Regions from separate parts of the Homo sapiens genome. Here regions 1 and 3 are each linked to region 2. The links are chromatin contacts, found by Hi-C or POLR2A ChIA-PET in ENCODE. All regions are on one chromosome and are shown on one strand. The core of a region is the stretch at or near the end of the contact, and the rest is flanking DNA. Distances in the headings are between cores, read along the strand shown. Region 1 overlaps CSPG4 (chondroitin sulfate proteoglycan 4). Region 2 holds the start of PTPN9 (protein tyrosine phosphatase non-receptor type 9). Region 3 has its middle 18 kb from the start of SNX33.

Evidence for each region. Hi-C counts contacts between places; a loop is a spot of excess contacts on that map. ChIA-PET counts read pairs that join two places held with the same protein, here RNA polymerase II (POLR2A). Pooled maps may share reads with other maps.
Region 1: a loop to region 2 is called in a map of ascending aorta, with 3 times the contacts of the local background. The contact joins the enhancer-like site here to the promoter of PTPN9 in region 2. A Hi-C loop is called at or near these places in 5 of 168 maps with a recorded cell type or tissue (Caco-2, IMR-90, ascending aorta and 2 more), 4 of 37 single-sample maps with no recorded cell type and 14 of 50 pooled maps. POLR2A ChIA-PET finds 5 or more read pairs at or near these places in 2 of 52 experiments (AG04450 and K562).
Region 3: a pooled map shows a loop between it and region 2 (2.7-fold over the local background). The contact joins the enhancer-like site here to the promoter of PTPN9 in region 2. A Hi-C loop is called at or near these places in 1 of 168 maps with a recorded cell type or tissue (IMR-90) and 2 of 50 pooled maps. POLR2A ChIA-PET finds 5 or more read pairs at or near these places in 8 of 52 experiments (AG04449, AG04450, BJ and 5 more).

What each region holds. Positions count from the first base shown.
Region 1 is chr15:75,681,055-75,685,184 of GRCh38, reverse strand. It overlaps CSPG4 (chondroitin sulfate proteoglycan 4), which reads left to right. Exons shown (of 10, transcript NM_001897.5): 5 at 273-449; 6 at 2,144-2,342; 7 at 2,444-2,578; 8 at 2,726-2,892. Among named protein-coding and RNA genes, the nearest start is that of CSPG4, 30 kb to the left of the region's middle. RefSeq lists an enhancer at 1,884-2,728. Within about 2 kb of position 1,250, at least 2 of the 41 ENCODE cell types and tissues checked have a DNase peak (open chromatin) inside an H3K27ac peak, as active enhancers do; they include ascending aorta, where a contact is called at or near this core.
Region 2 is chr15:75,577,020-75,580,700 of GRCh38, reverse strand. It overlaps PTPN9 (protein tyrosine phosphatase non-receptor type 9), which reads left to right and starts at 1,386. Exons shown (of 13, transcript NM_002833.4): 1 at 1,386-1,987. The coding sequence starts at 1,925. RefSeq lists silencers at 1,029-1,518, 1,779-2,178 and an enhancer at 1,221-1,819.
Region 3 is chr15:75,664,303-75,667,915 of GRCh38, reverse strand. No RefSeq gene overlaps it. Among named protein-coding and RNA genes, the nearest start is that of SNX33, 18 kb to the right of the region's middle. Within about 2 kb of position 1,560, at least 22 of the 41 ENCODE cell types and tissues checked have a DNase peak (open chromatin) inside an H3K27ac peak, as active enhancers do; they include IMR-90 and PC-9, where a contact is called at or near this core.

The DNA of each region.
Region 1 (4,130 bases), core at 1-2,500, 100 kb before region 2:
CAGCTCTGGGGGCAGAGTGGAGGGAGCCCTGGGGACTCCCAGTCTGGGGGTTATACACAGAGAGGAGACGGGGAGTCACATTTCAGAAGCACCTATGCTTTAAATACCATATATCTTTTCTTCCTCACAACTCCTCGGAGCCAGAACTTATGGTCCCCATTTTCTACCAATGGAAAATGAAGCCCTAAAAGAGTCAGTCTCCTCCTGCACCCAAAGGCAGGGCATGAAGGGTGCTGCTGGGGCCTGACTGCCAGCCCTGGGCCTGCCCCTAGGTGGAAGAGCAGCTGATCCGCTACGTGCATGACGGGAGCGAGACACTGACAGACAGTTTTGTCCTGATGGCTAATGCCTCCGAGATGGATCGCCAGAGCCATCCTGTGGCCTTCACTGTCACTGTCCTGCCTGTCAATGACCAACCCCCCATCCTCACTACAAACACAGGCCTGCAGGTGAGAGCATCCCTGGGAACACCCCCATGTCTGCTTCGAGAAAGAGGCCAGCGTCCCCTACTTCGCGGCTCAGAGCTCCCCCAGCTCTGATCCTCAGTTTCCTCCTCTGCAAAATGGGGACGCTGCCACATGCCTCACGGGGTTGTTGGAAGGAGAGAAGTGAGATTGTGCTGAAATAGAACACAGGTGGGAAGTTTTTTTATTGGATGTTTGCAAGTATGGTAGGCAGACTTCTGAGCGGCCACGGGTGGCTCTGCTGTTCCTTCTTCTGTGGCTAAGGACCAGAACATCTGACAGAATCACTTACAAGCCCTTAAGGGCAGGCATCAGGGCGGAAGCTGTTAAGTTTCCCACCTTCACCCAGCAAGTGAAGGCCATGGCTTGGCTCCCCAAACTCCTGCACAAGGCTGTTCCACGCCCAGCAGGACAGTGCAGGGAAGGCCCTGGTGAACTTCGCTCAGGCAGAGGTAAGGGCCCCACTCTGCAGGTGGAAGTTGAGGCCCAGACGTGGGATGGAACTTCTCCATGGTTGCAAAAGTAGTTCTGGTGGAACAGAAAGGGCATGGCTTTACAAAGCCCACATGGCAGGGCTTTGAACCCCAGCTTCTGGGGTGCATCCTCCCCGGTCAGCAGGAGCCACTGAAGTTTCCATAAAGGGCTGACTTGGGCTGTCTCTGGCATGGGGTGCCTGGGGCGGGGGTGGGGGCGGGGCCTTGGTGGTCTAGGATGTGCCCGTAGCGGGTGGCCTGGTGGTGCGGAAGCCGCCAAAGAGTGGGACACAGTGCTCTGGAACCACAGGCCAGGACGGCTGTGTGGCAGCACAGCCACCAGGTGGTGCCATCTACCTGTGTTTGCTCCAGAAGCCTAGTGCTGGGGTCCTGCCCCGCAACATTATGGCCCCTCCTGCCAGGGCTGGGCCTGAGGGCTCCCTGGGGCCGGGGGAGGAAGCCCAGGAATGCCAGAAGGCTCTGTTTTCCGGGCATGTGAGTCCCACTGCAGCTCTGCCCGCAAGTAATTGACCCAGCAAGACTGGTACCAGGACCTCAGGAACAGGCACCTGCTCTGCTTGCAAGTGGGAGGCCTGAAAAAGGGGTCCCCTTTGCCCAACATAAGGAGGGCCCCTAACTGCTCTGGAAGCACCTGGGCCCATCCCACGCTGATTCTGTGCTGCAGAACAGTGCCAACCATCAGCCCCCCACTCTCTGCGCCACGCACCCCTCCCTCAGCTGGAAGGAGGGCCCATTTCTAAAATCACCATTCCCACCTGTGCCCGGCCCCGGCCAGGCACACACGGAGGCTCTGAAAGGAGACCCCTGTCCCACCAGTGAGACAGATTAGGGAGCACTGTTGGTCAGCGCTGGGGGTTTCTGGGAGTGAGAACTTGGTGAGGGTAAGAGCTGGGGCCTTCCTGGGTAGGGGACATAAGCTGGCCTTGAGGGACACACAGGACTAGGGCAGATGGAGAGCAGGGAGGCTGGGCCTGGAGGGTGACCTTCCCTGGGGCCTTCCCTGGGGTGACAGGGAAGGTGAATGCGGGAGGCCCTTTGTGCAGGGGAGCCAGAGTGGCGCCAGCCTCGATGCCACCCGAGGGGCTGAGCCGCAGCAGGACTGGAGCCCTGGTGGCAGCCCAGGGCCGGGGAGGAAGGGGTGGGTGAGTGCGGCAAGGCAGAACCTTCACAGGCCTGTGTTCCCAGATGTGGGAGGGGGCCACTGCGCCCATCCCTGCGGAGGCTCTGAGGAGCACGGACGGCGACTCTGGGTCTGAGGATCTGGTCTACACCATCGAGCAGCCCAGCAACGGGCGGGTAGTGCTGCGGGGGGCGCCGGGCACTGAGGTGCGCAGCTTCACGCAGGCCCAGCTGGACGGCGGGCTCGTGCTGTTCTCACACAGAGGTGGGTGCTGAGGGCCGGGCCTCGGGTTCCTGCTGCCCACGGGGGTGCCCTGAGATGGGGAGCCGGCTCGGGCCAGCTGGACCCAATGCCCCTGTCCCCAGGAACCCTGGATGGAGGCTTCCGCTTCCGCCTCTCTGACGGCGAGCACACTTCCCCCGGACACTTCTTCCGAGTGACGGCCCAGAAGCAAGTGCTCCTCTCGCTGAAGGGCAGCCAGACACTGACTGTCTGCCCAGGTGGGTGTGCTGATCATGGGCATTCCTGGGTGCCAGGAGCTGGGGCGGAGCTGAGGGTGGCATGCCAGGGTCACGCTGCCTCTTTGCAAACACAGGCCTGGACCTGGCTCCCAGTCAAAATCTGATATCCCCTTTTGCCTCTGGCAGGGTCCGTCCAGCCACTCAGCAGTCAGACCCTCAGGGCCAGCTCCAGCGCAGGCACTGACCCCCAGCTCCTGCTCTACCGTGTGGTGCGGGGCCCCCAGCTAGGCCGGCTGTTCCACGCCCAGCAGGACAGCACAGGGGAGGCCCTGGTGAACTTCACTCAGGCAGAGGTAAGGGCCCAACTTTGCAGCCACCACTCAGATGCCCCCAGCCTCAGGTGGCCGCTGTGCCATGGACATCATGTGGACATGGATGCCAGCTCCAGCATCACTGGCAGCAGACGTTCCCGGGCCTGCCATTGTCCAGGCGCTAGTGTCCTGTCCTCCAGGAGCCGCCAGGCTGGCAGGGCAAGTTCATGTTCCCAGAAGGAGGGAGAAGGATGCAGAAAGTCGGGGATACAGGGCCCTAGAGCAGGGCTGGGGTCTTGGGGTATAGCTTCCAGAAGGAAGCTACAGCCGGACCCGAGGGTCTGGAGAGGGGGCACCATGTGGGGGCACTAGTGGTACCCCAGTAGCTGATGAGGGGCAGTGCTTGGTGGGGGATGGAGTTGGACGTGAAGCAGCGGCTGGGCCTGTGGGCAGAGGTGTGAGCCTGGGGCTCAGGTCAAGTGCCAGCCAGAGGCAGAGTGGATCCTAGGGGCAGATGAGCTGATGAAAGGCAGCTGAGTCAGCCAAGAGGGTGAAGCTGCTGTTCATCCGTCCTGGTGGCTTCAGAGACCACCAGGAAGAATTAGAGCTCTCAGCCATGGGTAGCAGCAGACTCTCTGTGATAACTGTGCCATGGGGGCCAGCCCAGTCATCACTTAAATGAACACCACTCGCTGAAGACAGAACAGGAGTTGTTCCATAGCAGGGCAGAGCGGGGCAGACTCTTCCATGGGCCATCCCAGGCAGGCGGCACATGTGATGCTCCCGCCAGGAGGCTGCATGGGCATCTGGACCCAGCACATGATGACAGTGAATTCTGGGTAGGGAGTGGTCTTGTGGGGCGCAGAGCTGACTCTCACTCAGGAGCCACAGCATATGGTACTGCCCCAAGTACCTCCTGAGGGGTCCCCCTGCCAGCCTTCAAAAAATGGCAGAGCCCACCCCAGCCCCCTTTCCTAGCTCGGCAGGGACTCCTGAGCCTGGCACTCTCCCTCCTGAGAGGTGCAGATGGTATTCAGCAAGTGCAAAGGCAAAGTCCCTGCCCAGCAAGTGGCTCAGATTTGGGCATCTGGAAGGAGGTGGCTTTGACAGGTGGAATGAAGTTTCTTGGGCTTCTCACATCAACACCTCCCAGTCCCAGGTTCTGTATTTCCCTGGCTCCCCACTCCTGCTATGGCCCCCTCCCCACAATGAGATATTTGTCAGGCTGGTGTCTGCAGCTGCTGCGTACCCTCAGTTGCTGGGAGCCTTTGTCAAGAATG
Region 2 (3,681 bases), core at 137-2,636:
AAATAAAAATAAAAATTAGCCGGGCGCGGTGGCGGGTGCCTGTAGTCCCAGCTACTTGGGAGCCTGAGGCAGGAGAATGGCGTGAACCTGGGAGGGGGAGCTTGCAGTGAGCCGAGATCGCGCCACTGCACTCCAGCCTGGGTGACAGAGTGAGACTCCGTCTCAAAAAAAGAAAAACAAAAAAGCCAGGCGCGCGGTGGCTCACGCCTGCCTGTAATCCCAGCACTTTGGAAGACCGAGGCGGGCGGATCACAAGGTCAGGAGTTCGAGACCAGCCTGACCAACATGGTGAAACCCCGTCTCTACTAAAAATACAAAAATTAGCCGGGCGTGGTGGCTCGCACCTGTAATCCCAGCTACCCAGGAGGCTGAGGCAGGAGAATCGCTTGACCCCGGGAGGTGGAGGTTGCAGTGAGCCGAGATCGCGCCACTGCACTCCAGCCTGGGCGACACAGAGACTCCGTCTCAAAAAAAAAAATAAAAAAAAAATCATAGGAGCATCACAACTCACAGCACCTTCCTGTTGTCTGAAGGCCCCTCCTTTGGGTCCCTCAGGACTGGCTCCAGGGCTTCAGCCTTGGAACTAGTTGTGGACTTTGGGTCCCTTTGGAATATTTATCTTTGGCTTGGAATAATGCAACAACGTACCAGACCCAGCCTTGCCTTCTCTATGCCCCATTCCTCCCCAAATGACTCCAAGACTGTACCCCTAATCCTGAACCCTTTGCTGCACTTGCCCTAGTGAAAATCAAAGGTCTGCAAAGGCCGCGTCATTCCTGAATGATGTTCGGAGTCTGATGTCGTTTCTATGGGGGATTAAAATTAGCGACACTGGAGATGAATTACAGGGTGCAGCCAGTAAGGAGGGAGAGAGAGGGAGGCAGGTGCGATTCCTTCCACCTAAGCATCCTGGCCTGGCAGGCAACCTTTCCAGGGTCTTTCAGGCTGCAAGCGACAAATAGTTGAGGATTGTGGGTTTCTCACGCGTAGGTGGCAGCGGCAAGTTAACCCCAGGAGAGGTGCCAGTCAGCAGATAATTTGCAAACGAACGTATTCTCCTCCTCCTCCGAGGATCTGAGCCTCACGAAATACTCTTTTCTTCCTTTTTCTCCCTCCCGCAGTCGAGTTGCCTTCCGTCCAGCTAGGGTCCCCTCCCCGCCCGGGTCCCCTCCCCCTCCCGGTCCCCTCCCCCGCCCGGGCTCCTCTCTGTCTCCCCCTCCCGGACTGCGTCCTCGCTCCGCCGGGCCCTCCTCGCCGCCAGCTTGTGAATGAGACGCTCAGTTTCTCAATGGAGCCGCGGGGGGCTCGGGCGGCCGCGGGGCGGCCGCAGCGTTGGCCGTGAGTCAGGAGGGGGGCGCGTTTCCCTCGCTCCCTCTCCACTCCCTCCCTTTCGCTGCGGCCGCCCGCGAGGAGCCTGGCTGAGGCAGCCGCGCAGGTCGCAGGGCCAGCGTCCGCGAGGACGGCCCGGCTGGGCGGCCCCGAGCTCTGTGGCGCTGTGGAGGAGCGGGAGCGCGGCCGAGGAAGCGGGGCGCCGAGGGGGTCGGCGGCCTTCGGGAAATTTCCGCCGACCCTTCGCTCCCGGCTCTAAAAGTTCCTGATTTCCTATTTCCTTTTAAATCCCGAGTGGCTGTTAGCTCTTCGCCTGCACTTTTTCTTCCCCAGGAGATAAGGGGGAGTGTGAGGAACGGAGCGAATAATATAAAAAAGGATTTCCTCCCGGAAGAGAGCGGCAGTTCGGAGAGATTTTTCTTAAGGAAGCAGAAGCGGCGTTTGCGGCCGCTGCAGGCGCCGGGCCCTGCCGGCCACACTATGCGCGAGCCGGCCCCGGGCTGCTGAGGCGCGGGGACGCGGAAGCGGAGGCCGAGCGCGCCGGGCTCCCGCGCTCGCGAGCGAGTTTTGTCCGCCCGGCGGCGGTGGCGGGGGGATGGAGCCCGCGACCGCGCCCCGGCCCGACATGGCGCCGGAGCTGACCCCGGAGGAGGAGCAGGTAAGCGGGCCCGAGGCCGCCGCGTTGGGTGTGTCCGGGCCCCCGAGGCCTACGCCGGCCTCTGCCTCCCGAGTGCCGGCTCTTTGCAGCCACGGGGCCGCAGCCCCCCGCTCCCGTGCCCGGCTCGCGGGCCTCCCTCACCGGCGACCGCGCCCCAGGCCGCCACCCCCTCGTCGGGGGACCCACGGGACCCTACTCCCGTTCCCGCCGCTTCTTTCGCCGAGGCTTACCAGCCTCAGACGGTGCCCTCCGCACCCCACCCCCTATTCCAGGGGCAAAGTTCCTTGGATCCAGGGGCCTTCTTCCCGAGATTTGCAGAACCGCTGCTTGCCCCCGGCCCTTCCACTCCCTTGTAAATGTTTTCCGTGAGGGTTTGTGGCTTTTGAAGGGCAGGAAAAGCCCCAGTTTGGGGGGTGCTTCCTGTGGGGATTATCTCCCTTCCCGAGGAGAGGGCTGAGAGTATTGGATGCATAGATGCCCTAGATTTTCAGAGGAGCCTCTTAGGTTTCTCAGGCCCACTTGGGCAGGTTATGGAAGATCCAGCCCTTCTCGTGTTCCTAAAGTCCCTGGCCTTGACCCCCCTATTCAGCTATCCCAGACGGGGCGCATCTCCTCACCCGCGCTTCCCTACCCTCGTCTCATCTGACTGTCTCCATCTTTCTGAAGCTTACATTGAGCTCTATTGTTCCTTAAAAGCCTATGACCTTTAGTTTTCAGAAGGAAGTGGTTTGCTGTCTCATTTTGGGGGCCCTTGTAACTTTCCCTCCCGCACATTCCAGCTGCGGAGACAGGGACCACTCCTGAGGAAGATGGGAAGGTCTGCTAGCTTAGACTGGGAACCCTACGGGCTTTTCGCTGTCTCTTCCTTGGCACTGCCCATACCCCGCCATAGCTATGCTCGATTATAGTCATAGTCTGATTCCATGTTATAAATAAAAAAAATAAAAATAAACATGAAAAAAGAAAAAGGCAAACCATGCTGGCAACCCATTTCAAGCTCTACAGCTCTTGTTTCCAAGGACCACATTTGCTAGCACAGCCTCTAGTGTGAAGACAGTCCAGTTTTACAAACTATTATTGGCTAATGGGCTTGTTGACCTGATTTTTTAAAGTCCTTGTCTTTTCTCCTTATTTGTGGAGATGACATTTTTCTATTTGGCCTCAGGCCACGGTTTTGTCTTTTGACACCTGGTGATGAAATCTGTATGGGAAAAAAATTTAAAAAGAATTCTGCTTTGTACAAGCAGTGGTAATGAATGTCCTGGTAACTGCAGTTGGATGTTAATAAAATGCTAGTCAGACCCTAGTGCAAGCAGGTGGCCAAGGAGCCCATTCTGCCAGAATTGGGAAGTACTTCAGTACTAAGATAGGATGTGTTGGCTGATTTTAAAGGGACAAAATCTCTTTCTTTCATCCTTTTCCTTGGGTCAGTCAGATTTCTGTTTTTAAGACTTAAAGCCATCAGTATTCTATGCAAATAGCATCCGTTGCAAATTTGAAAACTAAAACCAGGAAAAGTAAATATTAAAGTATTGATAGTATTGACATGGTATTGGCTTTACTTTGTACATAGTGCATACACATATATACAGATGTGTTTAACTAGTAAAAACCTTATCTTTTACCCTGAATTGAATGTGATGGGCATTAACAAGGACTAGGATGGAAACGGCAAAATGTTTATTAAAGTCAAG
Region 3 (3,613 bases), core at 311-2,810, 87 kb before region 2:
CTGGCAAAGAGAGACGCAGGGCCATTCTTCACTGGGCTGTGGCAGGGAGTGAAGTGAGGTGTGCAGCAAGGGATCCAGTTCTGGGTAGGAGCAGCTGGCAGTGCCACTCTGCCCTTCCTTGCTGCACACCCACCTCACTGATTCGGAAGGCTCTCCCTGAGGTTGGGGGTGGAGTGAGTGGGGACCATCTGGCCTACATGGTGGGGAGGTCTTGGCCTCAGGGATCCAAGAGGGAGGAGCCCCAAAGAACCTGACTGCCCAGGTGGAAGGGGCAGGCCCCTCCTGGAACACAGGGGCTGTCTGGGCTGGGCCCTGAAGAAGGAGGAGAGCTGAGCCTAAGGCAGGGTGGGAGGTGGGAAGGACAATGCAGAGCCAGAGGACGCGGACCCTGGCCTCCAGGGTAAGAAGGGGCCCTGGAGAGCAGGCTGAGAAGCCACTGTGGAGCTCCTGGCCCGACAGCAAGGAGCCCCTGGAATGAACCCGGTGCTGGGCTGAGAGCGAGGTCTTACGCCACTGCCCGCCTTCCAGGGCCAGCCCTTTAAGATGCAGAACTTGCAGGGGGGAGAGGGGGCACTGCTGGGGCACTGGACCAGATGTCTACACCCAATTGTCCCCAGCTTAAATGGCCTCAGTTGCCCAATTACACAGCAGTCACCCTAGGAGCCTTTGGAGCTGGCCAGGATGGGCCACCACCACGCCTCATACACACACACTCCACACCCCACCCAGCTGATGCCGGCCCAACTGGCTGGGTTTCAATGCCAGGGAAGAAAGAGGCTGCCTGCTCTACTGGTGGGGACAGCACGGCGCCCTGCTAGTAAGGAAGGTCAAGAAGGGGCTCTCTGGGTCCTCCAGAGGGCTGAGCAGACTGGTGCACACCCCTCTTCCACCCCTTCACACCCCATCCCTTGCTGAGAAAGAGGGAAATACTTCCCAGAACGAGTCATTGGGTCCCCAGGGGTGTGGGAAATGACATCAGGGAGTAGGCACGCATTTAGCCATCAGCTGCTGTGGCAACGTACACATGCACACGTATCCACAGGACTGCCACATGCAGCTGCGCATAAAGGCATGTGCAGACACTCGCTGACACGGTGGTGGACATGTGCAAACCAGCACCTACACACATGCCCTCCCCAGAGACCTGCAGACACAGCCATGCAGACCTCCTCAGTCACCTACTGGGAGCCAGGCACTGTGCCGGAGCTGGAGATACAGCAGTGAGCAAGACAGACAGACACCAACTCCCCAGAAAGCTGCTTTCTACTGAGGGAGACAGACCAGAAACAGCTACATTTAAAATATAACCTTTGAACTGAAGTATCCACACATGAGACTGTGTGATGCTGGAGTCCACCGGAAGGCAAAGGGTGTGGGGGAGTAAAATAGGGACCCAGTGTTGAGAATTGTTGGAGCCAAGAGGTGGGCATGTGGGGTTCTGTTATATTCGTTTCTCTACTTTTGTGTATGTTTGAAACTTTTCTTTTTTTCTGAGACATAGTCCCACTCCTTTGCCCAGGCTGGAGTGAAGTTGTGCAATCTTGGCTCACTGTAACTTCCGCCTCCCAGGCTCAAGCGATTCTCCTGCCTCAGCCTCTTGAGTAAGTGGGATTACAGGTATGCACCACCACGCTCAGCTAATTTTTGTATTTTTAGTAGAGATGGGGTTTTGTAATGTTGGCTAGACTGGTCTCAAACTCCTGACCTCAGGTGATCCGCCCACTTCAGCCTCCCAAAGTGGTGGGTATGAGCCTCCGTGCCAGGCCTGTATTTGCTTGGGAGACTGAGGCAGGAGAATCGCTTGAGCCCAGGAGGCAGAGGTTGCAGTGAGCCGAGATCACGCCAATGCACTCCAGCCTGGGTGACAAAAATAAATAAATAAGAGCTAAATACATACACATTTATAATTGGCAGCTGGTAATAAGTAAAATGAAGAAAAAATAAGGCAGGGTAAGGAAACAGAGGGACGAGGAAGTTTCATTAGATTTCAGGGTCAGGGAAGCCTTCTCCAAGGAGGTGACATTTATGTAGAGATCTGAATTAATTGAGGTGAGAACCACATGTTTATCTGGGAGGAAGAACATGCAAGACAGAGAAGAGAGCAAATGCAAAGGCCCTGAGGTCTGAGCAAACGCAGAAGAGGAAACCAGCCGACCAATGAGTCTGGAGTTCCATGACCGAAGTGCAGAGGGGTCTGACGCAAGACCAGGAAGGAGCCTTGTGGGTTGTGCTAGGAGTTTGGAAACTTTCCTAAGTATGGCAGGAAGCCCTGAGGTTGAAAGCAGGGGAGAGACATGATTTGATTTAGAATATGGTTTTAAGGCTGGGTGTGGTACTCACACCTGTAATCCCAGCACTTTGGGAGGCCGAGGCGGGTGAATTACTTGAGGTCAGGAGTTCAAAACTAGCCTGGCCAACATGGTGAAACCCCATCTCTACTAAAAATACAAAAAAAAATTAGCCAGGCAAGGTGGTGAATGCCTGTAATCCCAGCTACTCGGGAGGCTGAGGCAGAAGAATCGCTTGAACCCAGGAGGCGGAGGTTGCAGTGAGCCAAGATCAAACCATTGCACTCCAGCCTGGGCAACACAGTGAGACATCGTCTTTAAAAAAAAAAAAAGAATATGGTTTTAAAAGTTCACTCTGAGCTGTGCACAGTGGCTTATGCCTATAATCCCAGCTATGCAGGAACCTGAGGCAGGAGAATCACTTGAGGCCAGGAGTTTGAGACCAGACTGGACAATATAGCAAGACCCTGTCTCTAAAAAAAAATACATATTTTTATATATGTGTATATGCACGTGTGTGTATATGTATAAATATATATATATACATTCACATGTTTTTGTAAAAGATCACTCTGGCCCCTGTTAGACCATTAAGGAGCAGGAGAGGCAGCAGAAGGGCAGCTTGGAGGCTGCTGCAATAGTCCAGGTAAGCCTAGTGGTTTGGACCCAGGTGGTGAGAGCATTACATTTGGGGTCTCATTTGATGGACTAACAAGGCTGTGCTTGTGGATGGGATGTGGAATGAGAGAAAGAGAGGAGCCAGGCATGAGCCCAAGGTGGGCCTGAGGTTCAGGGGGAGAGGAATTGTCTTTTCCAGGCTGAGAAACACAGGGAAAAGCTCGTGTGGCTGAATGACTATAGATACCAAGCGCCAGCGCCACCACAGGGACATACACGCAGGTAGGTACAGGTGCACACACTGACAGGCACCTGCAACCACACAGGTGGGTCCACACACTCCAGGTACCAGATGCAGGCAGAGACTCCATCACCCCACCTCTGCCTGCCCCACCTGACACCCCAGCCCAGCCCCAGGGCCAGAGCCCTTTTTGGCTCAGCACTCACAAGCCCCCTTCCCCGAGTCTCGACATTTTCCTGCCAGCTCTCACTGCCCCCATATTGTCTCCTGGAGTAAGGAGGCTCCTGAGTTCTTCTCAGAGACCAGAGTCCTGCTCCTGCCCCCAGCTCGCTGCCCATGGCCTCACCTGTCTAGCCCCCTCCTCCACAGCCAGAACCTGACCCCATGCCCCAGCCTCGGGCCTTCCAGAAAATTATCTCTCCACAAATATTTGCTCAGCACTCTCTGTGGGCCAAGCCCTCTGACC